Regions from separate parts of the Mus musculus genome. Here regions 1, 2, 3, 4 and 6 are each linked to region 5. A link is a loop called in an ENCODE intact Hi-C map of the cell type or tissue named here. Cell type or tissue: heart. All regions are shown on one strand.

Region 1 (4,000 bases), 260 kb before region 5:
GTTCAGCCCACTGTGGGCAGCATCAATCCCTATGCAGGTGGACTGTGTAAGGAAGCCCTTACTAAGTAAGCCCTTATCTAACCAAAGGTGAACCTGTGAGCCAGGAAGCAGTGATCTGTTGTGGTTTCTGTTGCACTGCCTTGGCTCTGAGTGGGTTCCCTGATCTGAGGGAATGCTGTGTAAAATAACAAGCAATCCTGGCTTCGGGTTCACAGGAAAATAAAACACTTTTTCCCTAAGTGGCTTTTGGTTATGGCATTTGCCATAGCAACAGAATCAAAATAGAGTAGAAGCTAAGGACGTCTGAGTCTGGCAGTACTTGGGTGGGAGGTTTACTGTTAATACTGTGTTGATACGTTCAGCTAAGCCCAGCTCCTCTTTGTTTTCTGTGTTGTATGGGACCTGCAAAGCTCACCTGCTCCATCCATTTTCTCCTCACAACTTTGTCTCCTAGATAGTCTTGTAGTCCTTCCCTCGTTATCATACTTCCAAACAGTTTCTCTGGCTTTGGGCATTGTGAACATTTGCTCTTCTCCCTCTCCACCACCCTTCTAAGATTTATTTATGTGAATAACTGCTGTATGCAGGTATGTAAACTACAAGAATTCCTGCTCATAGAAGCTAGAAGAGGGAGTCCAGTCCCCTGGATCTGGAGTTACAAGTGGTCACAAGCAACAAGTACTCTTAACTGCTGAGCCACCTCTCCAGCCCCTGAAAGTTTACACCTTTCGCTGTTTTATATGGGACCAACCCAAGCATCCCTGGGTTAGCATTTCCTTCCTAATGTCTCTTGGGTTTGATGATATTAATGATATTATTGTTACTACACGGATATCAGCAAATGGAGAAGTTGACGGTATTGCAGGATCTTAGGAATACATGAATAATAAAATGAAGTCATTTGCCTCTGTTATGTGGTTGTGCATTTCTGGTTCTTCACAGAGTAAATTTAACGACTTTTGGAGGGTATGGTACAATTTTCCAGTGAGTATTACATCTTATCATCTCAGACTGACCTCAGGCATGAGAGGGTATGTTTGATAGAGACACTATTCTTTTTAGGGTGCAGGGGATCTTCTGTATTTTCACATGCTGAGTTCCAAGATTCAGTTTGTATCACAGTCAACATATTTGAAAGTAGAAGTTGCATCTGCACTGAACATGCATAGGCTTTAAAAAAAAAAAACCTGGCACCATTCTCTAAGCATACAACAATGACTCACACAGCACTGACTCTGTACAGGTGTAAGGAACACAAACGCAATGGAGAGATGATTTGAAGTATCTGGAGGCTATCCCAAGGTCCTGGGCAATGCCATGACATTCTATGTAAGGAACCAAGCCAGCCCGAGATTTGGTACCCTGGAGGAGGAGGCTCTGGAGTAACTCCCCACAAACTGAGAGAGAACAGCCGTTGCATCCAAAAGGAGGAGGGCGGGGAAGAAGCTGTGACAGGCACGGTATTGATTTACCTGTAATAAGAAAGAATGGAGTGTCCTGAAACCACATACTCTTTCCTTAAAATAAAATAAAATAAAATAAAATAAAATAAAATAAAATGCTTTGAGATAGTATCTAACTGTGTAGCCCAAGCTGTCTTGAAAACTTACTATGAAGTCCAGGTTGGCCTTGAACTCTAAACCCACCTGCTCCTGCCTCTTAAGAGGTAGGGTTGTGAATATGAACTAACCAGTACCCCCAGAGCTCATATCTCTATCTGCATATGTAGCAGAAGATGGCCTAGTAGGCCATCACAGGGAAGAGAGGCTCATTGGTGCTGCAAACTTTATATGACTCAGTACAGGGGAATGCCAGGGCCAAGAAGCAGGAGTAGGTGGGTAGGGGAGCAGGGCAGAGGGAGGGTATAGGGAACTTCTGGGATAGCATTTGAAATGTATTTAAAGAAAATATCTAATAAAAATAAATTTAAAAAAACTAAAAAAAAAAGAGGTAGGGTTGTGGGCAGGAGTTACTGCTTCTAGTCTGAACTTTTGAAACTTTGCCAACTGGGGTGCAGGGGTAGAAAAGAGCAGAACTAAAAAGGCTACAACATACTTTATATCATATTATGTATCAATATACAGATGTATATGTAATACATATATATTGTATATTTAATACATATAATATAATATATATATATATGATTTTGGGTCATTCTTGGGAAATAATGTGACTGTCTTCCATCCAAGACCCTGCCTTGCTGATCTCTGCACACAAATGTCCTGGCCTGATGTTCATAGTTAACATGATTAATTTCAATAAATACTCATTGAATAATTTGGAATATGTTCAAAACACATTTTAACAACTCTGTACATAGAGATAACTCTGTACTGTAGAGACAACACTCTAATGTCTAGGTATATAAAGTTATTGATTATGATATATGACAACTAGCTGTCAGGCACAGGCTCTCATGCCCGCCTGGCTGTGCATCCTCTCTCCACCACGAGGGGGAGCCATAGATAATAAAATAAACTCTAACCTTTCATGTCCATAACAAAAAATAGCCCCTTATTTTACATTAAACACTAAGGTACTATTAAATGACAAATGCTTATGATATACCTGAAAGTTTTAGCATTGGGTTTCCCACATTTATTGTTCTATAGATTACCTTAGTCTATAACTCTATGGCAGGGTTGGTTGCTTCTCATCTGTTGATTGATGGGTTAGTCTAAGATTTCTCCCAACATTGAGACACATGATTTACTCCTGGTTGAGCCACTTTCTGACACCATTCTGTCTTGAGGTTTTACAGTGTGGAAATAAATATTAAATGACCAGATTCATCTCCGGGTCAGGAGTGATGGATCCACTCACATAGAACCGGAGTCTGGGGTAGAGTCCTCAGGACCCTCTTCTGTCTCCCCTTTCGTGGTCACTGTATTTTACGACGCTTAAATGCTGACAAAGGTCCAACTGATAATAACGTTATCAGTCATTCAAAAATATCAGGTCAAAATTTTGAAACATGGACTGTCTAGAGAAATCTGCTGTACCTGTCATCAGATGAGGTGAAGAGTAACAAGGGTCTAGATGAGCCTTTATTAGAATTTCTGATATCAAAATTAGTAACAGCTTCTCTTTCCACCTGGCTTCTGATCCATGTGTGTATTTCATGAGCAGGCAGGCAATGATCATTCAGAAAATTGTTTGTTTGTTTGTTTTTTGCTTTTTTTTTTTCAAGACAGGGTTTCTCTGTATAGCCCTGGCTGCCCTGGAACTCACTTTTGAAAGTGAGGATCTATAAAAAAGGAAATTAGATCAAAGATGGGGGAAATAACCAAAGGTCTTGTCCTAGTCTCTGTTCTAGTGCTGTGAGGAGACTCCATGACTGTGGTAACTTTTATAAAGAAAATCATTGATTTTGGTGTAACAGAAGTAGCTGTGAGCCCTACAAATGGACCCGAGGGCAGTAGGAAGAGTGAGACCCTGGGAAGTGCCTGGGATTTTGAAATCCCAAAGCCCACTCCAAGTGACACACTTCCTCTAAGAAGGCCATATCTCCCAAGCCTTTCAAGTAGTCGCAGGGAAGAACTCAAATTGATGAGGCCGTGGGGACCAACTCTTCCCGTTTATTCTTAGGGGTTCTAAAACAGAGCTTGAAGTGAACACTCGGAACTGGTTGTTTATTGGGGAATTAACATCAGGAGGACGAAAGCAGGAAGTGTGACATGACCAACAAGGAAAAGTACCCATGATCCTTTGCTATCCCATGCTGGTAGATTTCTTTCTGACATTCTAACTTCCCCACATTTCTGGGCTGTTATTGAGAGCAAGCATACTCCTACAACGTTGGGTTCAGCTCCTAGGCAGAAAGTTTGGCTTGAGTAGGGATGTTGATAGCGTGTGTGTGGGGGGGGTGTCTGAGCTCCAAGGAAACTGTCCATTCACTATGGCTGAAATGGAAAATTAAAGCTGAGCCAAAAATATATTCTGTGGTGCTAGAGACTCAGGGTAGGAGAACCCTATTCTGTATCCCCCATTTTTAAAA
Region 2 (4,000 bases), 190 kb before region 5:
CGAACTTCCGCACCTCCAGGCTGGCGGCTGGAGCCCTCCCTCTGCCTCCACCTCCGGGTTGCACAAGCTTGAAACAAACACTGGGGAGGAAGGGCGGGGAGGGAGGAGGGCGGAGGGGGAGCGAGGGAGGGAGCGGGGCCGGGAGAGGGCGGGGGTGGGGGGGATTTCCAGCCTCGGCTCCTCGCAGTTTCCTCTCCTTGTTTTGCTTTCGATCTGGACTGTTCTCAGGCAAGCCGGGGACTAACTTTTAGTTTTGCTCCTGCGATTATTCAACTGACGGGCTTTCATTTCCATTTTACACACCCTAACAACACTCACACCTTGCGGGATTGTATTGGTAGCGTGGAAAAAAAAAAGCACATTGAGAGGTAACATTTTTTTTTTTCAAATAATAGTTGTGGCTGTGCGTGTGTTTTCTCTCGAGGGCATGTTGACGGGGACAGGAGGAGCTATGTATGTATGTGCGTCCTGATGCTTTGACACGATGTTTTGCAGACGGAAAAATGCCGGGGTTCATAAATATTAATACCGATTTTTGGAGGAAGAGTCGGCGCAGTTATGGATCATCTGATTTTAGGGGAAGCAGGGGTCTGCTGCTGTTGCCGCTGGTACTGGGGCTGCTGAGGCTGCAAAGAGGAGGAGGTAGAGAGGGAGGAGGAGGAGGTTAGTGAAGGTTTAATTTCACTTTTGGATTTGCAGATGAGAAGAGGTGGCTCCATGGACACAGATCTGCTCTGTGTGATTCTGCGCTCCAGGTGTCGTGTGTTGTGGGTACAGGTCCGTTGGAGTCCGGCCTCATTTAAAATAAAATTGGTGTGTGTGTGTGTGTGTGTGTGTTGTATGTGTATGAGTGTTTACAGACACTGTCGCCACCAGGTCCGAGGAAGGGAACCGGGTTCTTCTCGGTGCCCAGCGGCCCTTCTTTCCCGGCGGTCTCTGGTGTAAATAGACTGGCACCCGCGGTCCCTAGATGCCCGTGCCCGGGCAGTGACCACTGTAAACTTGAAGGCTGCCCTAAGGCGGTCCCAGGATGCGCTCGCCCGCGGGGCTTGGGGTCGGGTGACCGGCGTCTGGTGCCAGTGGACACTCGGGCCGGGCGGGCTCCGCGCGCGGCTGGGCGCGGGCCTGGCCGGCGCGCCCGGCTTCCTGGGGACTGGGCCGCCGCCACACGCCAGGAACGTCGCGTCCTCCTCCCCGCCGGCCAGCGTCTGGCCTGGCCTCCGGGCTTTGTCACTGCACTTGTCCCAGCGCGTGAGGCGCCTCGGAGGCGCGTCCCCGGAGGGCTCCGCGCTCAGGGGTCACCCACCCCGGCGCGGCCTAGCTGCGAGTGCCTCCGGGTCCCCGCGGGCGCCCCCGGGGCCGGCCTGGCGCGCTGGGCCCCGACCCGCCTTGGCTACGGAACGGGCGAGGTGTGGGGGCGGGGAACCTCCGGGGACCGAGCGGCGCCCGGCGGGCTAGCATGGGGTTGGGGGTGAGGCTGACGAACGCTTGGGGTCTCCGGGACGTGGTGGGAATGAGTGCCCGCCCTGTGCCCTCCGACCCGCTCCGGGCGCCGGGTGACATTCGCCCGCCGGCCGAACATGGTTGGTGCAGAGCGGCAGCCACCACTTCCTCTCCGCCCCGCCGGCCCGGCTCTCTGGGCGAGCGATGCGGGCCGCGGCCAATCGCGGTGCCCAGCTAGTCCCTGTCGCTCGGCCTTGGGGGCCGGCTCCCCTGAGCGGCCCGGGAAGCCTTCGCGAGAGCTCAGGGCCCCGGCTCCCCGGACGCTGTCCGCTGGGCCCCGGCTCTCGGACCGTTTGCCACCCTCAGTCCCTCGCCCCTTAGGAGCAGGGAAGGGAAGGAGGCTAGTAGCCTCCGCCGCGAGCCAGGACTGTGCTCGGGCCCCAGGTGAGACGCCCGGATCAGTCGGTGGAGGCGAGATCCTTGGTGGTCGGATGTAAATAAGACCCCTGGGATTGGCAGGCCACCTTGTCACTCGTTTGCGAGCGGGTTTGCAGGTCCTTAAGCCCAGTGTGTTTGAAACTTGGGGGACATGTTTCTTGTCCCCTCCTCCCTCCCGCGTGGGCACTCCTTGTCCTTCCTTGGTTGTGTCTGTACCAGGGAGGCAAAGTAGTCCTGGGGTTAGCTTTCTGCCACTCGCCTCCCTGTGGCTGGGACTCCGGGCTGCTCTTGATGAATGGCTCCTGAGGGTGGAGGACAGTTACATTTCCTGTTGTGCATTTTCAGGAATCACGGGAGCTTGGGAGCTTGTTGTCATGCCTGAAGTCATTTATTAGTTTTGTTTGTTGGTTGTTTTTGTTTTTGTTTTTGTTTTTTTTTATATCGACTGACTGCAAGTAACATTTGAAGTTAGCAGCCTGCACTTAAGGTGCTTAAGGGCAGGTGCAGGGACCCGTTTGTTTAGCCTACTGTTTTTAGAAGGTGGTTGATTGCATGGTAGACAGATGCACACTGCTTGGTTAGGGCAGAGCCCTAGAGGTTGCCCTGTTTAACTTAATCACTCGCCCAAGTGCAGGAGTCTCTGATTTTTCTCAACTCTCATTCTTTTTTGGGGGGTGGGGTGGCGTGTGTCACAAAAATAGAAACCAATAAAAGCTTGGCATTTGGCTTTTCTAAGGCAGCTTCAAGCAAATGGAATATTTCAGGCTTGAGTTGGCATCTCTAAGGGGTAACGTTGGAGCATCTATTGATTGATGGGGCAAAGTCCGGAACGTCACTGTGATTGGTGAATGATTATAATTTATAGCCTAGCTTGTTGCGTAAGAAGTTAGATTTTGTCTTGTGCTTAGATCCAAGAGATCTTGCCTGTTATGATTTGTTACTGCTTCTTAAAATTAAACACTTACATATTTCATTCTCAATGAGTGGTCTTTTTTCCCCCCCTTGACCTGCAAAAGTTAGGAAGAGTTGCACGTGTTTCAGAATGACTTAACCTGTAAAAATGGCATCTTCATGAAACAAAAAAAGAGGACTTGTAATCAAATTGGAAGCAAATTGAGGCAAAAGAGAAATTGACATGAAGTCCTGAAGGCTCTAGGAACTATGGGCTCCTGAAATACTTTATTAAGTAAATATTTAATATACCAGAGCGAGTGAAAGCTGTTTAAATCTAAGAGTGGAAGACTTGAAACTTTGGATAGTCCCTTGACGCACATTGATTTCCTCACATATCCAAGTGCACCACTCTTTTAATCTCAGCTTTATTCGGTAAAATCTGGATCCTCTTTTCCAGCTTTCCCCCCACCCCACCCCCTTTTTTAATGGCAAATAGACTACTGAACTACACCGGGAATTTTATTGCAGATCCCTTATCTGCCTCCTGCCAAACAGGCCTTAGCGCAATCTGGAGAACTTATTTATATATTTGACAAATATTTGTGGGCCATGAACTACCAGACACAGTGGCAGGCTCTGTGAACCCAACTAGAACCGTGAAGGACAGATAGCCTCTTCAAGTTCTACAGAAGTTGCATTCTAGCTGTGAGCTGACAACAACCAAAAATAAATCCAGTAATTACCTCTGGGGGTTGGTCTAAGAAAGGGAATAGTGTATTCTACTTACCGGGCTGCTTTGGGGGAACAATTGTGATACTGTGTGTGGAAGAACATTGTGTAAATTATAGTAACCCACAAATGTGTCATGTATTGACTTTCTAAGTTCTGTTAGATTACTGTTAAAGCGAATATTAGAGAGGTGAGTGTCCCGGTACATACTTTTTATCCCATTGAGGCTGAGGCAGGAGGATTGTGAGTTCAAGTTTAGATACAGGCTGAGAGCTTGTCTTTAAAATAAAAGTGAGGAATCACAACAGGACAGGACAGTGCCTCTGAGGGTACACAAATCATGGCAAAGAATTACACATTTGGATAACTATTATATGTAAAGTATCAAAAATGTTTAGCAGTGAAATATTATGTGAATTTTTTTCTCTTTTTTTTGGCCTGCTAGGAGAACAGTTGACTGGTATCCATGAAGACCAAATGATGTGGGGATAACTGA
Region 3 (4,000 bases), 250 kb before region 5:
CTTACTGAGTTCCAGATCGCCCAGAACTAAATTAAGAGACCCTGTCACAAAAAGTAATCCCCAAGCTTAGATAACAGATTAGACTTCTGCAGAAAAACAGACCAAAAGGACTCAAAACAAAACAAAACAAAACAAAACAAAACAAAACAAAACAAAAAAAACCTTCAGTAGAAACATTTATAACATTTGACCAAATATCTGGGTCCTGTGAGTCTAGCAAAACTGATACATGAAAAGAACCATGGCATCAACAGGAGACAGAATGATACAAATTGTACATAAACAACTACAGGAACGAAAAGAGGAGGAAGTATCTTCTAACTTATTTTATGGGAATAACATTACCCCGTGTTCAACCTAGGGATGAAAGACCTGTTTGAACTCTGAAAAACCAAGCAATATAACTAAGTGTGTCAATCAACATCAACACTACCAACCACAAAAACAACCCCAAAAGCACACCACCATTTCAAGTAAAAGAATTTGACCAAGCTTAGACGGTAACTTTCAGAACTTTCAGAAACCTAAAAATAGACCAAAAAACAAAAAAACAACAAAAAAACCCCTAGGATATCTGTAAAAGAGATACAATAACAACAGAGAAACAATAACAACAAATCCATAGTCAATACCCAGTCCTCTGGGAAAGACTGAACGGCTCTCTCTTTATATCCGAGGAAGAAGCCAGTAGTGACTGCCCTCATTTCTGTCCCAACTATTGCAACAAGGCAATAAAGTATATAAAACACACATGCTGGAAAAAATAAAAAAGACTATATTTGAAGATGACGAGGTTGTCCATATTAAGAAAAAAATCCTAAAGGATCTATAAAAAATACACAAGAAATAAAGAACAAGTTAAGCAAACTCATAGAGTACAAACATAATATTAACAAATCCTTAATAGTTCAAGTGCTATCAACAATTAGAATTCACGTTGTAAAGAATTTTTTTTCCTGAGTTGTTCCATTAGAAAAAAAGGAGGGAAGAAGAAGAAGGAGGAGGAGGAGGAGGAGGAGGAGGAGGAGGAGGAGGAGGAGGAGGAGGAGGAGGAGGAGAGAAGAAGAAGAAGAAGGAGGAGGAGGAGGAGGAGAAGAAGAAGAAGAAGGAGAAGAAGGAGAGAGAGAGAGAGAGAGAGAGAGAGAATGAATTTAAATTATGTTCAAATAACATGGTAGAAAATATCCGGTGTATAAAATATGTATTCTACATGCTTTGCTTTACATTTGACATAGTCTACCTAAAAGGGATTCTTTATCCTTCCAAATAATGAAATGCATGAAACAGAAATGTAATCTCTTGATCCAAAACTTAATCTTAACATTCTGCTGTTTAAGCTTCCAGATGGTACCTTTTTTAATCTTGATTTTGGCGCGCGCGCGCGCGCGCACACACACACACACACACACACACACACACACACACACACACACACACACACACATTTTCAATAGCAGTCTTATATTTCAAAGAGAGTGGGACTGATGTGGGACTTCTCTCCTTGGAAGGCTTGCCTCCCTGGATTTAACAACCTGTTTGTTGATAGCACAGATGTGGTTTCTCCTCACTGTCCACTTGGGGGCTATCTCAATCTATTTCAGATCCACTAGATAGGGACTGTCTTCCTAAACCGAGTCTTCCTGTCTAGCAGGAACTCATAGATTGTCCCTGTGATATGAAACGAGGCCGTTAGGCCCCAGTACCTGACTTTTTTTTGATACCTTTTAAAGTACATCATTAATGAAAACTAAACTCGCACAGGGTTCTGCACGCCTACCTTGCATTACCACTGCGTCTGCGCGCCACAAGTGTGGACTACATCTCCCAGGATGCATCGTGTCCCCGCCCGCGCAGCCTTACTTCCTGCGAAGGACTTCCGGAGTGTTAGTAACCTTGCTGACTACTGGATTTAGGGTCTTTTTGGGAGGTCACTGGGACTAGCTTGTATTTTTCTGGGAGGAGAGGGGGACAGCAAGCCATAACAGGGCGGCATCTGTCCCGTTTTCTGGTGTGCACAGACCTTGCTTTCTGGGAGAGGCGTTGGCTCCGCCTTCAGGCAGTCCTCTTACAGGTGGTTGGCTGTTGTTCTTGTCATTCAGCCGAGTCCTTGGACTTGTCAGAGATCATCAGTGAGACAGGCCAGCAATCCTGAGTTATAGTGGTTTAGTGACCATTTCTTTTCTTTTCTTTCACCCACCCCCTTTAAACCACGGACATTTTAGTGAAAAATAAAAATACTATAGATAAGTTGTCAGATAATTTATTCTGCAAACGTATGCGTGCTTTCTTTACCAGGTGTTTTTAAGGATTTTGTTAGTGTTGGCCTGGAATCCTTTTTTTCTAATCTTTTAAAACCTATTACTACTAATGTGTCTTGAAGATACTACTTAGGGAAAACTGAAAGTGTGTGTGTGTGTGTGTGTGCGCGCGCGCGCGCGTGTGGTGTAATTTCTAAGGAACTACAATTCCCATCCAGTTCAGATTGAAATGGGCTAAAGGGTGAGTGCGGTGGGCTCAGTGGTAGAGTACTTGCCTAGCATACTTTAAAAAATTCAAAAAAGGTGACTCAAAGTGGGCATACATTTCTTTATAAAAAGACACTGTTGAGGAAATGGGTGGGTCGGGGGCTTAAGATGCATGTCCTAGTTTGTTGATTCTGGAGTCTCTGTGAGTCACTATGCTTCCTCTCCGTACTTGATAGTTTTGTGAAAGCAACTCAAAAGGACACGCTCCTTCTCCATAAACACCCTAAAATTGAGATGCTAATAATGATATGATGATGGTTAAAACAAAAATAATGTGGACTGTGTAATAAGAGGTCAGATTAACTAGAAATGCTAGTTAAGATATAAATGTTGGAGAGATGACTCAGTGGTTAAGAGCACCTGTTGCTCTTGTAGAGGACTGATTGAGGTCCAACTTGTAGCTCCAGCTACAGGAGATCATTATCCTCTGCTGGTCCCTCTGGCCACTGTACTCACTGGCAGAAACCCACACATGATAAAAACATTAAAAAGTTGAAATATTGATGATAGCGAGGTGGTTATCGTGCCTGCCTTTAATCCCAGCAGAGGCAGAGCCAAGCAGATCTCTATGAGTTCAAGGGCAGCCTAGTGTATAGAGTGAGTTCCAGGACAGCCAGCGCTACATAGAGAAACATTGTCACAAAACAAAACATGTTTATCATGATTTAAGGGTGGTGAGTGAAGCTAGAGAATCTAGGAAGGGCCTGAAGATCTTGGAGAAGACAAGTCAGATATCAGTGCCTGTGTGAGTCACATCTGACTCGGTCACAGCTCTCTGTTGGCATCTTAAGGTTTAATACAGTGTGCTTTTGCTTTTATGTCCCTTGTGCTAAGTACTTCACGCATCAGTGGGAATTCCCCACCGAAACAAAGCCAGTAAGAAATATGTATACACACATATCAATATAAATATATATATGTATATGTGTATATGTATATATGTGTATGTATGCATATGTATATATACACACACATACACACACACACACACACACATATATATATATATATATTTATACACATGCATATGTATATTTGGTACATGGCATGCATGTATAGTTGCATATAATATATATGCATATATATAGTAACTTTACATGTACATGTATGATAGTATACATATATAATTGAAAAACATACTAGGTGATTTGTTTCATGGAAGTGTCGTATACAATTGTTGGGACTGGAGGGTCTGAAATCTGTAGGGCAGGCACATGAGCCAGAAACTCTAAGTTAGTGGTTTTCAATGGCCTAATGCTGTGGTTTTTAATGCCCTATTGCTGTGACCCCTTAATTACAGTTCCTCTTGTTATGGTGACCCCCAAACACAAAGTTGTTTCCATTGTTACTTTATAACTGTAATTTTGCTACTGTTATGGATCATAATGGAAATATCTGATATGCAGGATGTGCGACCCTGTGAAAGGGATGTTGGGCTCATGACCCACAGGTTGAGAACTCCTGCTCTAAGGTAA
Region 4 (4,000 bases), 89 kb before region 5:
CATTTAATCCTCTCTGGAAGGTAGCAGGTAACTTTAGCTCACTCTGGTTAAGAACTGTTCTCTGTGTCACATAGCTGGCAGGTCCAATCGGGTTTATATTATCTATTGCTATGTAGCTGTACAGCCCTAAACATGATGGCTTACCACAGTACAAAACTCACAGCCTCTGGGTTGGGAATCCAGGGATGGCTTAGCTGGGTCCTTTGCAGCAGAGCCTTGCTAACCTGTCATTAGGCATTAACTAGTACTGCAACTCGTCTGAGACTCAGCTGTTGAGCCAGTGCCTCACGAAGCATTGGCCAGAACTGGATTCCTTGCAAGTGGGGAAGAACAGAGATTCCTAATTTCTTGCTAGCTTTTATCTGGAAGCAGCCCTTAGCTTAAATTTGCCATGTGGGCCTCCCTAACACTGCCAGCAGGCAAGAGAGTATCCATGAAAGACAGGTTGAATCTTACACGATGACATGAATTTGCTCATATAATAGTTACGTCGTTGATGTGTTCTGTTGGCTAAAAGCAAGTCACAGCTCCTATCCAAACTGAGGAGGACAGGTCCCAAAGACAGTAAAGGCTCAGCGAAGGGCTTGGGGCATCTACAACATGGTCACCTGCTTTAACTCCAGTGGAAGCTGGATCTCTATAAATCTAAGAGGAGGATGATACAGGAGAGATACAGGAAGGCTTCTTGGACTTCCTGTGACAAGAGAACATGGACTAGAAGAAAAGATGGTGTGCTTTTGTGGACAGAACTTCAGTGGGGAGGAGGTGCCTTGGGCACAGCACTCCACCCTGGGAAGCTGGGACTCTGGCAGCATAGCCTTGGAAAGTGAGCCTCCTCCTCAGCCCCAAAGCCCACTCCTCTTAGAGGATCAAGCAGAGAATTGAAATTCACTCCAGCTTGTTTCATGTGGAAGTGCTTGACCTTACAAAGTGGAGGGAGAGGGTACATGTAGTTTTGTATTTCTGAAGTGCTGGCATAGGTTTTAAAGACACTTCCTGCAGCCTCAAAATAGCTTGAGCAACAAGACTGTTTTTCTTTCTATACAGAAAGCGAAACTACCGACAGTGTGGCCAGTGATGAAGAGAACGCAGAGGTAAGCCAGTTTGTGTGTGTGTGTGTGTGTGTGTGTGTGTGTGTGTGTGTGTGAGAGAGACAGACAGACAGACAGACAGACAGACAGATAGACACAGACAGACAGAAAAACTGAGAGAGACAGAGAACATCCATATCCTACAATTCACCCTAGCTTTTTAGTCTAATCTTAAAATGAAGTGCTGGGCGGGGTTGAGGGAGCACAGTGTGACCCTCAGAAGAGAGATCAATATAACATGGCAGGAAGAGGAACTCGAAGTCAGGGCCAGGAAATGTTGATATTCTTCTGGCTGTAAACATCCTGATTTGCCAACAGAAATAGAATGGCCTACCCAGCCCAAGCAGTGAACAGAAAGAAGTAAGCAAGTGAACAGAAAGAGCTGAGTAAAACGATCTCCTCACAGTTCGGTCCCTTCCTCAGTGGCCCCGCAGAGAGGGTGTGTGTCCAGTCTCTGCTCCCCACCCACCTGCTTCCGGCTTCCCTCTTAGGCCAGCCAGGCTCACACAATGGCAGGAAGTGGCTCTAAAGCTGATGGGGAGAACAGGGATTGGTTGTAGGAGAAGCTGATGTTTGTTAGAATTCCTAATATTCCAAGTTTGGGAATTCTGAGAGGACAGTAGGCAGCCATGCTGACTGATTTCATGATCTGGTTTCTTCAAGGACCTTTAATCCCTTTTCTGCTTGGCAACCAGTAAGGCCAACTGTGGCTCAAAAAAAAAAAAAAAAACCCGTGTCTCAGCTCCACCCATTTAAAAAGCAATCAAAAGGCATTTGCTGTTTGTAAGCTCCTTACTCTATTCCTCTGAAAAGGCAGGGTAACTCATTAGGTTGGGCCATCCATTATGTCTGGACACTACCCAGTACCAAGCCTGGACAGGCTGAGCATAGGAGCCAAGCTGCCATCATGTTCCGTGTCTTTGTAGAACAGTCTTGACCAGGGACAGCTCATGGGCATTCACTTGAAAAGTAAGAGAAGGCATTGTTTTGCCTATGCCATTCAGCGGAAGGGAAAGAACGCAATGTATCTTGATTGTTTTCTCTGAAAGGGGAGACCACACTGGAGGAAGAGGAGCATCGAAGGCAAGCAGTACCTCAGCAACATGGGGACACGGAACACCTATCTGCTGCCCAGCATGGCGACCTTTGTCACCTCCAACAAGCCAGATCTGCAGGTCACCATCAAAGAGGATAGCTGTCCGATGCCTTACAACAGCTCCTGGCCCCCATTTACAGACCTTCCCCTTCCTGCCCCAGTGACCCCCACGCCCAGCAGCAGTCGGCCAGACCGGGAGACCCGGGCCAGTGTCATCAAGAAGACATCTGATATCACCCAGGCCCGTGTCAAGAGCTGTTAAGCCTTTGACTCTCCCTGGTGGTTGTTGGGATTTCTTAGCTTTGTGTTGTTCTTTGTTTGTATTATATTATTTTTTTTCTCTATGATACCTATCTTAGACACATCTAAGGGAGAAAGCCTTGACGATAGATTATTGATTGCTGTGTCCAACTCCAGAGCTGGAGCTTCTTCTTAACTCAGGACTCCAGCCCCCCCCCCCCCTCGGTAGATGCGTATCTCTAGAACCTGCTGGATCTGCCAGGGCTACTCCCTCAAGTTCAAGGACCAACAGCCACACGGGCAGTGGAGGTGCTGCGTTGCCTACGGTCAAGGCCAGCATGGTGGAGTGGATGCCTCAGAACGGAGGAGAAAATGTGAACTAGCTGGAATTTTTTTATTCTTGTGAATATGTACATAGGGCAGTACGAGCAATGTCGCGGGCTGCTTCTGCACCTTATCTTGAAGCACTTACAATAGGCCTTCTTGTAATCTTGCTCTCCTTCACAGCACACTCGGCGACCCCTTCTGTGTCCACTACCCCACTACCCACCCCTCCCTCCTCAACCCCTCCATCCCGGTCCTCTATGCGCCCCTTCCCCCCAACCAATCCCATCACAACCTCTTACCTATCCTTTCCCTCCCAACCCCTTCTATCCCAGCCCACCACCTACCCCACTCCTCCCCAACTCCTCCATTCTAGCCCATTACCCACGCCTCTCTCCTCAGCCCAGCCTACCCCATCCCACCCTGTTCCTTTCCTCCAGTTTCCTCTCCTCAAAGGCAAGGCTCTACATCTTGGAGGAGGAGGAGGAGAAGAAAATGAGTTTCTTCACCGCTGTCCCATTTTAAGACTGCTTGAATAATAAAAAAAAAATCTTTCTAATCTGCTATGCTTGAATGGCACGCGGTACAAAGGAAAACTGTCATGGAAATATTATGCAAATTCCCAGATCTGAAGACGGAAAATACTCTAATTCTAACCAGAGCAAGCTTTTTTATTTTTTTATACAAGGGGAATATTTTATTCAAGGTAAAAAAATTCTAAATAAAATATAATTGTTTTTTATCTTTTCTACAGCAAATTTATAATTTTAAGATTCCTTTTCCTGTTCATCAGCAGTTGTTATTACATCCCTTGTGGCACATTTTTTTTTTAATTTTGTAAAGGTGAAAAAAAAACTTTTATGAGCTCATGTAGCAATCAAATTATCCTGTGGATTGATAATAAATGAATATGGTATATAGTTAAAGATTTTAATGGGTATCACTTCTGGCTTTATGTGTGTCTACTTAGAGCGTAATCATGGATCAAAGCTGACAGAGTGTTTATTCTTGGAGACCGGCATGCTTTCCTTTGCTAACCACAAAGAAAATGAGGAGGGTCCTATGGTAAGGCTGTGAATAATTCCTCCTCCCACAGCAGTGGGCCTTGTGCAGAATGTCCTACGTGAGTTTCCGTCTTTGCTCATCACAGATGTGTCTAGAAAGGGTGTTTATCACTATTCCACAAGGCAGAAATCGTGATCTGAGATGAAGACTCTATACTCTAAATTAATGGGTTAATGTTACCTAC
Region 5 (4,000 bases):
GACAGAAATTAGAACTATTTTGGAAGGGGAATGTTTAACTGAGAATAGGCCCCCACCAGACTGGCCCATGGTTCATTTTCTTGATAGGTTATTGATGTGGGTTGGTCCAGATCACTGTGAACAGTGCCGCTCCCAGGCTGAGATCGTGGGTTCCACAAGGAAGCAGGCTGAGCAAGCCATGGGAAGCACACCAGCAAGCAGCATCCCTCCACAGCCTCCGCATCAGCTCCTGCCTGTAGATTCCTGCTGTTTGGGTCCCTGCCGTGACTTCTGTGAGTGATGAGCTCTGATTTGAATCTGTAAGCTAAGATAGACCCTTTTTGCCCTGTTCCTTTTGGTTATATCACAACAATAGAAATCTTAGGGAAGACAGTGGCTATCGGAGATGCAAGTATTATCTACTGTATATTTGCCATGAAGAATGTGGAATAATTTATAATATATGAAATTTGAAAGAATTTTTTTTAAAAAATGATTATAAAGATTAAGCTACACTACTGTCTATCATTGTGTTAATTGGTGCCACAAATATTAAAAAGTTGCCACAGCTGTCCAATATCAAGAAATTAGATAAATACACTAAGGGGATCTCATGATTAATAGCAACATTCTAAATAACACAGATAACATGTTCACAGCAGCTGCAAAGGGAAATGAGCAGATTGTTAGACAATGGCTGCACTGTTTGCACTCAACTCCTGAGCAGGTGTCAGAGCCCAAAGTCCAGGTCTTTAAGTCAAACATTTTTTGAAAGGTCCAGTATCACTGTCTGCAATATCATTGATGGAAATAATCAACCCATGAGATATTAGAATACCTGAAATCCAGAAGAACTGCAGAAAAGGACCTTTGTTCAAGGACAGAAGTGTTGGGGCTCAGGGAAAAAAAAGATACTTGTACAGATGACTTTAGGAGCCCCTGGATAAACAGAACAGGTAGGGGTGGGGCAACTAGAGAAGGTTTCTATGAAGTCCATTATCTGCCTAAAAAAATCAGAGTCACCCAGGAGGAGCAAAGTCACCTTGAAACTTACTCAAATGTCATCAGCCAAAGAAGAATCAACTTATCACGAGGCAGAGGCAAACTTCCGCATCTCAGCTGCTATGCTGAGGAATTTTTGCCATCTACTGTTCTCCAGGCTTGTTCTCCGTTCTCAAAACTCAGAGGATCTCTAAAACTATCCACAACATCCCCCCACTTGCCTCTCACCTATGAGGAAGCTATTTAAACCTTACCTGTTGGGCCCCTTCTTTGGGTTTTAAATTTTGTCAATGGCTCTCGTGCTTACGGATGTTAATATTTGTCATGAGTTTTCTCTCAGCTAACCCTGCATTCATTATAAGCACTATCAACTTCCTGATTCTATTTGTTTTCATGGCTGGGAAATTCAATATTCCCAAATGGCTGTCTTGGTCATCAGCCTCTGATACTTTTGAGAGATAGTAGCATCATTAGGGGATGGAGCCTAGTGAAAATAAGTTAGGCTGTTGTGTCCTTAAAGGGGGTCAATGTTTTCTTCTGTCTCTTTGCTCCTCAGCTCCCATGAGGCGAATCCCACTCCAACTTCTGCCACTTGCTTCCGCCCCCACATCCTCCGTCATCCTAGAACCAATGTGTGTCATCTACTTGTAAGCAAAGGCGAAGTGAAACTGCCAAAATTAGACAGCTCTGTGGGTGAAGGAAAACAGTTTATTCAACCACCAAGGCTGTCTCCTGGGATTCAGAGAAAACAGCATGGATATCGGCAGAGTCCTGCCAGTTAGAAGGAGACATGTTGCAGCGGGTGGAGGGTGGGTTAGCTGGAGCGGCCTGGGAACGAGCATGGGGCTCTGACCCACTGGGGAACTGTTTAAGTTAATAGGGAACTCAATGCAATTTCCGGAGACTGCAGGAGCTTATAAGAAGGTAACAGTTTTCATGGCAAGCAGAAACCCATTTTACAAGATTTCTAAGGAATGCTAAGTGTTGACCTGGCCCAAGTAAGCCTGAGCCGAACCCAGATTGTCATTTTTGGGGAGTCGAGACCCGACACAAATGTAGACTAAAAATCTCTGAAAGTATTGGTCACATAAACCTGGTGTTTACATTGATTTATCTCAGGCATTCTGTCACAGCAGCGGGACATGAGGCATCTCCCCACTGAGGCAGAGGGTCGGTGGCACCCCTAAGAGAAAATCCCGTCTTTACTTCTTCCTATGGATCCTTTGGGCATAAATTCAGGTCCAAATTAGGATTGGCGGATTGGCGTAAGGATCCACAGTGTATCATCCTTCAGGAGGTTCCCATTGGTGTAGATGTGGTCTGGTCTTGGTGAGGTCAGGGTAGCGGCTTTCCCCCTCTTTCCCCACTAGAGGGCAGAGTTCACATCTGCTCCCGGATCTCTGGGGTGGATAAGCCACAGGCTGCATCCCAGCCGCAGTTCTTTTCCTCAGTGCAAGGCAAAGCCCCAAGGTAAGATTTGTCCACACCTTTCTCTTGCTCCTATCAAGAAAATGGCCACGTGTATTGAATCCCATGAACGACTACACAAAAAAGCAAGTGATTCCTTGAAAACCAAGGAAGAATGGTAGAAAACTAAGCAGGTGGTGCAATTAGTGGGAAAAAAAATCCCGTAGGCAGGATGGATTTAACATCGTGGGAACGAGAGAGAGAGAGAGAGAGAGAGAGAGAGAGAGAGAGAGAGAGAGAGAGAGAGAGAGAGGAATGGAGTGAGGGAAGAAAGGGGCACTGTGGTTTCAGCATTTATAAATGACGAAGGTGTCATTTGCCTTCTCCCAATGCAGGCACAGGTGCTTGGGTGACACAGGACCCTTTCTACACCAGGGAGAGGGGGACCGGGCTTGGTGTAGACCTAGGTGAGAAGTGATAGACATCCCAAGCTCTGAGCAGTTGTGGCTTAGGAAAAAAAAAAAGCAATAAAGCAGCAAACATAAATTTACCTGGATCTCGAGTATGATTTAGAGGAGGGGGGAGGGGAGAGAAGAGTAGAGGAGTTGGAAGAGGAAGAAGATGGAGGGGGAGGGGGGAGAGGAGGAGGAGGAGCAGCAGCAAATGGGAAGAAATACAAGAAAGAGACAGCCCAGTGGCTGGGAGAGGACATCAGGTGTCTGGATGATTCTAGAACCCATAACCCGTCAACCAGCCTGCTTTCCTTTGGCCTTCATTTTTTCTCTATTGCGTATGTTTGTTTACGTGCTGTTCCCCTCATACCCGTGGGCACCAAGCATTTACTACGACAAGGATGGACCACAGGAAGTTCCTAACAAGCGGGTACTAGCATGGGCGAGAAAGAAGCTCCAGGAGGGCCAGATAGCTGCGGGGCAATCAGTTTAGCCAGAGTGCCAAACCCCTGTCCCAGACAGGCTCAGGGCCCTCCCCATCTGTTCCCTAGCAGCTCTGGCTCCTGCGGGACCAGCCACCAGCTTAGCGATGGCACTCACAGGGTTCCTGTTCGCTGTTCTGCCTTCGAATCTGAAAACACACTCCAGAGCTTTTCGGGTTTTTCTTAATTTCCAGCCTGATCCTGTTTTGGCTTTGGGGCAATACTGACACCAAGTGTTGGAATCTACAGGGTTGAAAGGAAAGTGAGACCGGGAAGGGACCCTCCACAGGATGGCTACCCACATTACTAAGTGAGCAGGGACGTTCACTGGATGGTGACCTGGGCCATGCTCCCTGCTGTGTGCACAGTGTGGACTCACAGCAGGTCCTTCCACAGGAGAAACCATTATTCAAAGCCTATTTGGTGTTCGTTACAAAAATTTAATAAAAACAAGCTAGTTCTTCTTGAAGGATTTCTTTCTTTGTTTTTCTTTTCTATGCTGCGAGTTGAACCCAAGCCCCCTGCATACCAAACACTCTACCACAGACCCTCTTTTGACTGGTTAATTTTTCATCATTATTTTTGTTTTATTTTATGTATGTGAGTGTTTTGCCCGTGCATCACATGTGTGTCTGAGAGGCAGAAGAAGGTGCTGGATCCCCTGAAACTGGAGTTACA
Region 6 (4,000 bases), 200 kb before region 5:
ACAGTACACCTTCTTACAACTGTGATGTGCAATTCTAAGGCCTGTGATAATAGCTAGAGGCCATGTCCCTGCCATTCCGGGGATGCTATATTGGAAATCGACATGGTAATTGACTAGACTATTTAAAAAAAAAAAAAGTGTTCCAGATGACTGTGGTTTTGGTTCCTTTGGTCCATTGCTATATAGCCAGTGCTAAGTAGCATTTTCTGGACGCCCAGCACGTATTTGTGAATTGAGTAATGATGTTATTAAAAGTATCTCCTTTATCAGTAAGATAAATTAGATGTCCATTTTAAAAAGGGGTTCACTCTGAGTGTGTCTTCAGTTTCTCTGGTTTGCCAAGATGTACTCATAGAGAGAGTTACACACACCCTGCTTAAATACCTATTGTCCTAACTCTCCTGAAGAGATCCCTATCCACACACCCAGGGAGATCCTGTAGGACGCCCATTCTGCAGATAAAATGAAAAATGCAATCCCTGAGAATATATTCTAATTTTACTATAACGCAAATGGTACTCTTCTCACAGACTACCAAAAAGACTGTATTTTTCTATATTGATTCATTTTCCACAGAGATGTGTGTGTGTGCATGCGTATGAGTATGTGTGTGTGCATGCGTATGAGTATGTGTGTGTGCATCATCAAAGAGTCAAGAAATATTTTGTGACTATGTGGATCAGTACCATGTGGATGTTCTGAGTCATATTTATATCTCTGATCTACAGTGACATTTCATCAAGGGCGTAAGAACACGGTCCTATTCATCCTACGTTTTATGAGCTCAAGGGCCTGGAAAATTGCAAACAGTACCTATGTCTAAGGGAGCCCCAGGGGCTCAAACTAGTTGTGTGTGTGTTTGGTGAGGGGGCGGTGCTGTGATGTTTCCCAGATTCCTGGCTCCTGATGACATGACCAATATGCGTTTGTAGGGAAAGATGTTATGAGTACTTTAAGAGTGTAATCCCAGAATTTGTAAGGCCAAGCGAGGAGGATCCTGACTTCAAGGCAGCCTGGGCTTGAGATGGTCTGTGTTTTCCTAGTGTGAGTATTGACCTGAATTTGGAATATATATGAATCTCACTGGCATCTAGGAAGTGATATATGTCAGTAGCTCAGAGTTTATTTTGAAATCATCACCAAATATGGATGCTTCTCAACTTGTAAGGTGCCTGACCCCCATAAACACATTTACCAGTGGAAGCACTGTATCCTAAAATGCTATTGACATACCTAGTTTAGAGAAAGAGTGTAGCAACTGGGACATTGCAGTGTGTGGGTTGTTTCACAGGGTGGCCCTGTGGTTGAATGGGAGATGAAAAGGTCTGCCATTGCCCAACATGGCAACAAAGTATTATACTGCTTAGTGCTAGTCCAGGAAAAGACCCACATTCAGAATTTGCCGTATGCTTTCTACTGAGTCCTTGTTGCTTTTGTACCATTGCATAATTGGAAAATTGTAAGTAAATGATTGTTAAGTTCAGGACCATCTGTAGTGATATCTCAGGCTCTGGGCGTGGATGAGAGCGCCCAAAGAGAAAAAAAAAAAAAAACCCAAACATATAAAATGAGAAAATAAGAGGGTTGGAGACGGGGTGCCTGGAAACACCATAATTTAGGAGGCTGGCAGCAAAAGAAGAGCCAGCCAAGAAGCGGAACAGAACGGGACAGAACGATGTCACAGAAGCCCAGCGGGGGATGGGAAGTGCAGACTGCACCAGGAAACCATGAGCAGACAAGGATGGGAAATGGCACATTCGAAAGATTACGAATGGGAAGCACATAGAAATATCCATAGGTCTATTTCTGAGGATAAAATTGCGGGACTCCACCTCCGTATGTGTGTGTGTGTGTGTGTGTGTATGTGTGTGTGTGTGTGTATACAGTTATGTACATGGTGGATGTAAATAAGACAGATTCCTGTCTTTGCTTACTTTAAGAAAATACTACCAATTGAGCTACATCTTCAACCTTGTTTCTTTTTAAACAAGGTTTCCCTATGTAGCTCAGGCTTGCCTTGAACTCAGACTTCCTCAGCCTGGCAAATGCTGGGATTGCAGATGCTTGCTACTACGCCCAACAACTCTTATTTTCTTTCAACTTCTCTATGTTTTCTGACTTCCATCTAATGTTACATTTGTATTAAAATGTTCTTAATGGGATCTGGCCTAATGGTTCAACCGTTAAGAGGACGTACAACTCTTGCAGAGGACCCAGGTTCAGGTTCCAGTACCCAAATGGAAACTCACAGCCATCCACAGTTCAGTTCCAGGAGATCTGCGTCTTCTTTTGACCTCCAGGCACACACAGAATCCACATGCCTACAGGCAAAACATGCATGCACACAAAATAAAAATAAAATAACGTTTTTTTCCTTTTTTTTTTTAAAGGATTTATTTATTTATTTTTACATATGTGACTACACTGTGGCTGTCTTCAGACATACCAGCAGAGGGCAGCAGATCCCACTATAGATGGTTGTGAGCCACCAGGTGGTTTGCTGGGAATTGAACTCAGGACCTCTAGAAGAGCAGCCAGGGCTCTTAACCACTGAGCCATCTCTCCAGCCCCTCAACCAACCTTTTAAAATGCTATTGAAGTATAAAACAAATGCGCTGAGAAAGTCTGGACTATTCCGTACGAACTCAGAGATAAGAGCAAGGAATTGTGGATTCAAAAATAGTTGACCCTCTATGTGCTGGGCCCCAGGCTAATGACAAATAAGGGATGTGAGAATGACTGTGACATTCTGCAAATTAAGGAAAAGACTGTTGGTTTGCAAGGGGGTGGGGATATAGGCACTTGAGCTGGTAACACGTGAGGCTAGCTGATAGTCTGCTACCACATTAAACTGATTTCACGTGCCTTATAACCAAGATGGCCTCTATTCTGTAAGCTCCAGATGAGCTTCTGAGGGGCAGAGAGGACACGAGTTGGGCTTGAAGGGAAGAAAATGTCTGCTTGATTTGGATAACCATGTGTCTATTGACGTGGACAAACCCAAGGGAGGTGACTGGGCATGGTGCTCAGGGACTGCCATGATCCATCTCATCTGGAGACCCTGGGGGGTTGCATGGACCTGTAACTAGGCTGTGATTGATTGTGACTGGATGTGTACTGATAGGACTGGATGGATGGATTGCTAGACCGTGTGGGAAAGAAGGAATCAAGAACTGAAAAAAAAAATTAACAGTCCAAGAAAACTTTTTTATGTGTGGTTAAAGACCACACATAAGTAGGGCATTGCTCTTTCTGAAACAGTGAGATTGGGGTGCACTTAGAGCGGGCAGGACTGTTTCCTGATGGAGAATCTAGTGAAGACACAAATGGGAAGCCAATCGTCAGGAAAGCACGGAGACAGGATGCTCCCTGTGCCTGGCAATGGGGTTTCCAGGACTAGCCTCTGTTCACGGATACAGGGCCTTAGGATGCCTCTTAGAGATTTGTGGACATGGTCCTCTCTGGCTCCCCTGAGTTTTCATCTCTGAGGAAGCTCCTATCATAGATAGCAGGGAAGAGACATCGGTTGGCCCCACCAGACCTCATTGTTTCTGTCGTTCCTTCGGCCTGCACATGAAGGATGCTGAACCGAGATAAGAAGCTCAGAAAGAAGGCGTGTGGATGGGGACCGGAGGGGCTATTTATGTAGGCCTTTCCTCTCCCTGTTCTAGGGAAGAGAAGACAATGGGTTGCACACCGATTAAAATAAACAGAGATAGCACAGGCCCATAATTCCAGGATTCAAGAGCCAAGGCAGGAACGTTGTTAGTTCCCGGACAGCTTGGAAAACAATTCTGGTTCACCTAGACTTCCTAAGATGATCCTGTCTAGAAAAAAAACAAAAAACAAAACAAACAAACAAACAAAAAACCCAGACACACAAACAAACAAGCAAAAATAAAAAACAGCAACAGCAAAGAAAACAACAACAAAAGGGGCCGCAGAGATGGGGGAAGGGGGCTTGCTGAGCAAGCAATGGGGAGTTGAGTTCAAATCCCCA

What was found. Peaks named below come from ENCODE experiments on the same cell type or tissue, not always from the same donor. Only the 100,000 strongest peaks of a DNase experiment are listed, where the experiment ranks them.
Region 1: it touches region 5 in a loop (4-fold over the local background); 17 of 42 quality-filtered maps call a loop at or near these places.
Region 2: it touches region 5 in a loop (2.8-fold over the local background); 24 of 42 quality-filtered maps call a loop at or near these places.
Region 3: a loop joins it to region 5, with 3 times the contacts of the local background. A loop is called at or near these places in 17 of 42 quality-filtered maps.
Region 4: a loop joins it to region 5, with 3.0 times the contacts of the local background. A loop is called at or near these places in 12 of 42 quality-filtered maps.
Region 6: it touches region 5 in a loop (4-fold over the local background); 24 of 42 quality-filtered maps call a loop at or near these places.

Annotation. Positions count from the first base shown.
Region 1 is chr8:46,669,243-46,673,242 of GRCm38, forward strand. Gm31111 (a long non-coding RNA gene) reads right to left here. Exons shown (of 3, transcript XR_378937.3): 3 at 1-1,472. Among named protein-coding and RNA genes, the nearest start is that of Gm31111, 7.8 kb to the right of the region's middle. In heart, a CTCF peak has its summit at 2,443 (motif pointing right); no DNase peak of the experiment used is centred here.
Region 2 is chr8:46,739,569-46,743,568 of GRCm38, forward strand. It overlaps Irf2 (interferon regulatory factor 2), which reads left to right and starts at 177. Exons shown (of 9, transcript NM_008391.4): 1 at 177-368. In heart, CTCF peaks have their summits at 2, 1,535 and 2,172; DNase peaks (open chromatin) are centred at 13, 1,193, 1,373, 2,043 and 1 weaker place; H3K4me3 peaks cover 2,770 bases; H3K27ac peaks cover 2,510 bases.
Region 3 is chr8:46,685,162-46,689,161 of GRCm38, forward strand. No RefSeq gene overlaps it. Among named protein-coding and RNA genes, the nearest start is that of Gm31111, 8.2 kb to the left of the region's middle. In heart, a CTCF peak has its summit at 1,595; a DNase peak (open chromatin) is centred at 1,840; H3K4me3 peaks cover 1,148 bases; H3K27ac peaks cover 1,221 bases.
Region 4 is chr8:46,843,774-46,847,773 of GRCm38, forward strand. It overlaps Irf2 (interferon regulatory factor 2), which reads left to right. Exons shown (of 9, transcript NM_008391.4): 8 at 1,048-1,094; 9 at 2,141-3,685. The coding sequence ends at 2,449. Among named protein-coding and RNA genes, the nearest start is that of Gm39170, 15 kb to the left of the region's middle. In heart, no CTCF peak of the experiment used is centred here; DNase peaks (open chromatin) are centred at 798, 928, 1,538 and 2,268; H3K27ac peaks cover 1,717 bases.
Region 5 is chr8:46,932,751-46,936,750 of GRCm38, forward strand. No RefSeq gene overlaps it. Among named protein-coding and RNA genes, the nearest start is that of Enpp6, 52 kb to the right of the region's middle. In heart, CTCF peaks have their summits at 2,341 (motif pointing right) and 3,556; DNase peaks (open chromatin) are centred at 1,631, 2,341 and 3,461; H3K4me3 peaks cover 290 bases; H3K27ac peaks cover 249 bases.
Region 6 is chr8:46,734,023-46,738,022 of GRCm38, forward strand. It overlaps Gm16675 (predicted gene, 16675), which reads right to left. Exons shown (of 3, transcript NR_045750.1): 2 at 2,250-2,321. Among named protein-coding and RNA genes, the nearest start is that of Gm16675, 3.5 kb to the right of the region's middle. In heart, a CTCF peak has its summit at 2,450 (motif pointing right); a DNase peak (open chromatin) is centred at 3,579.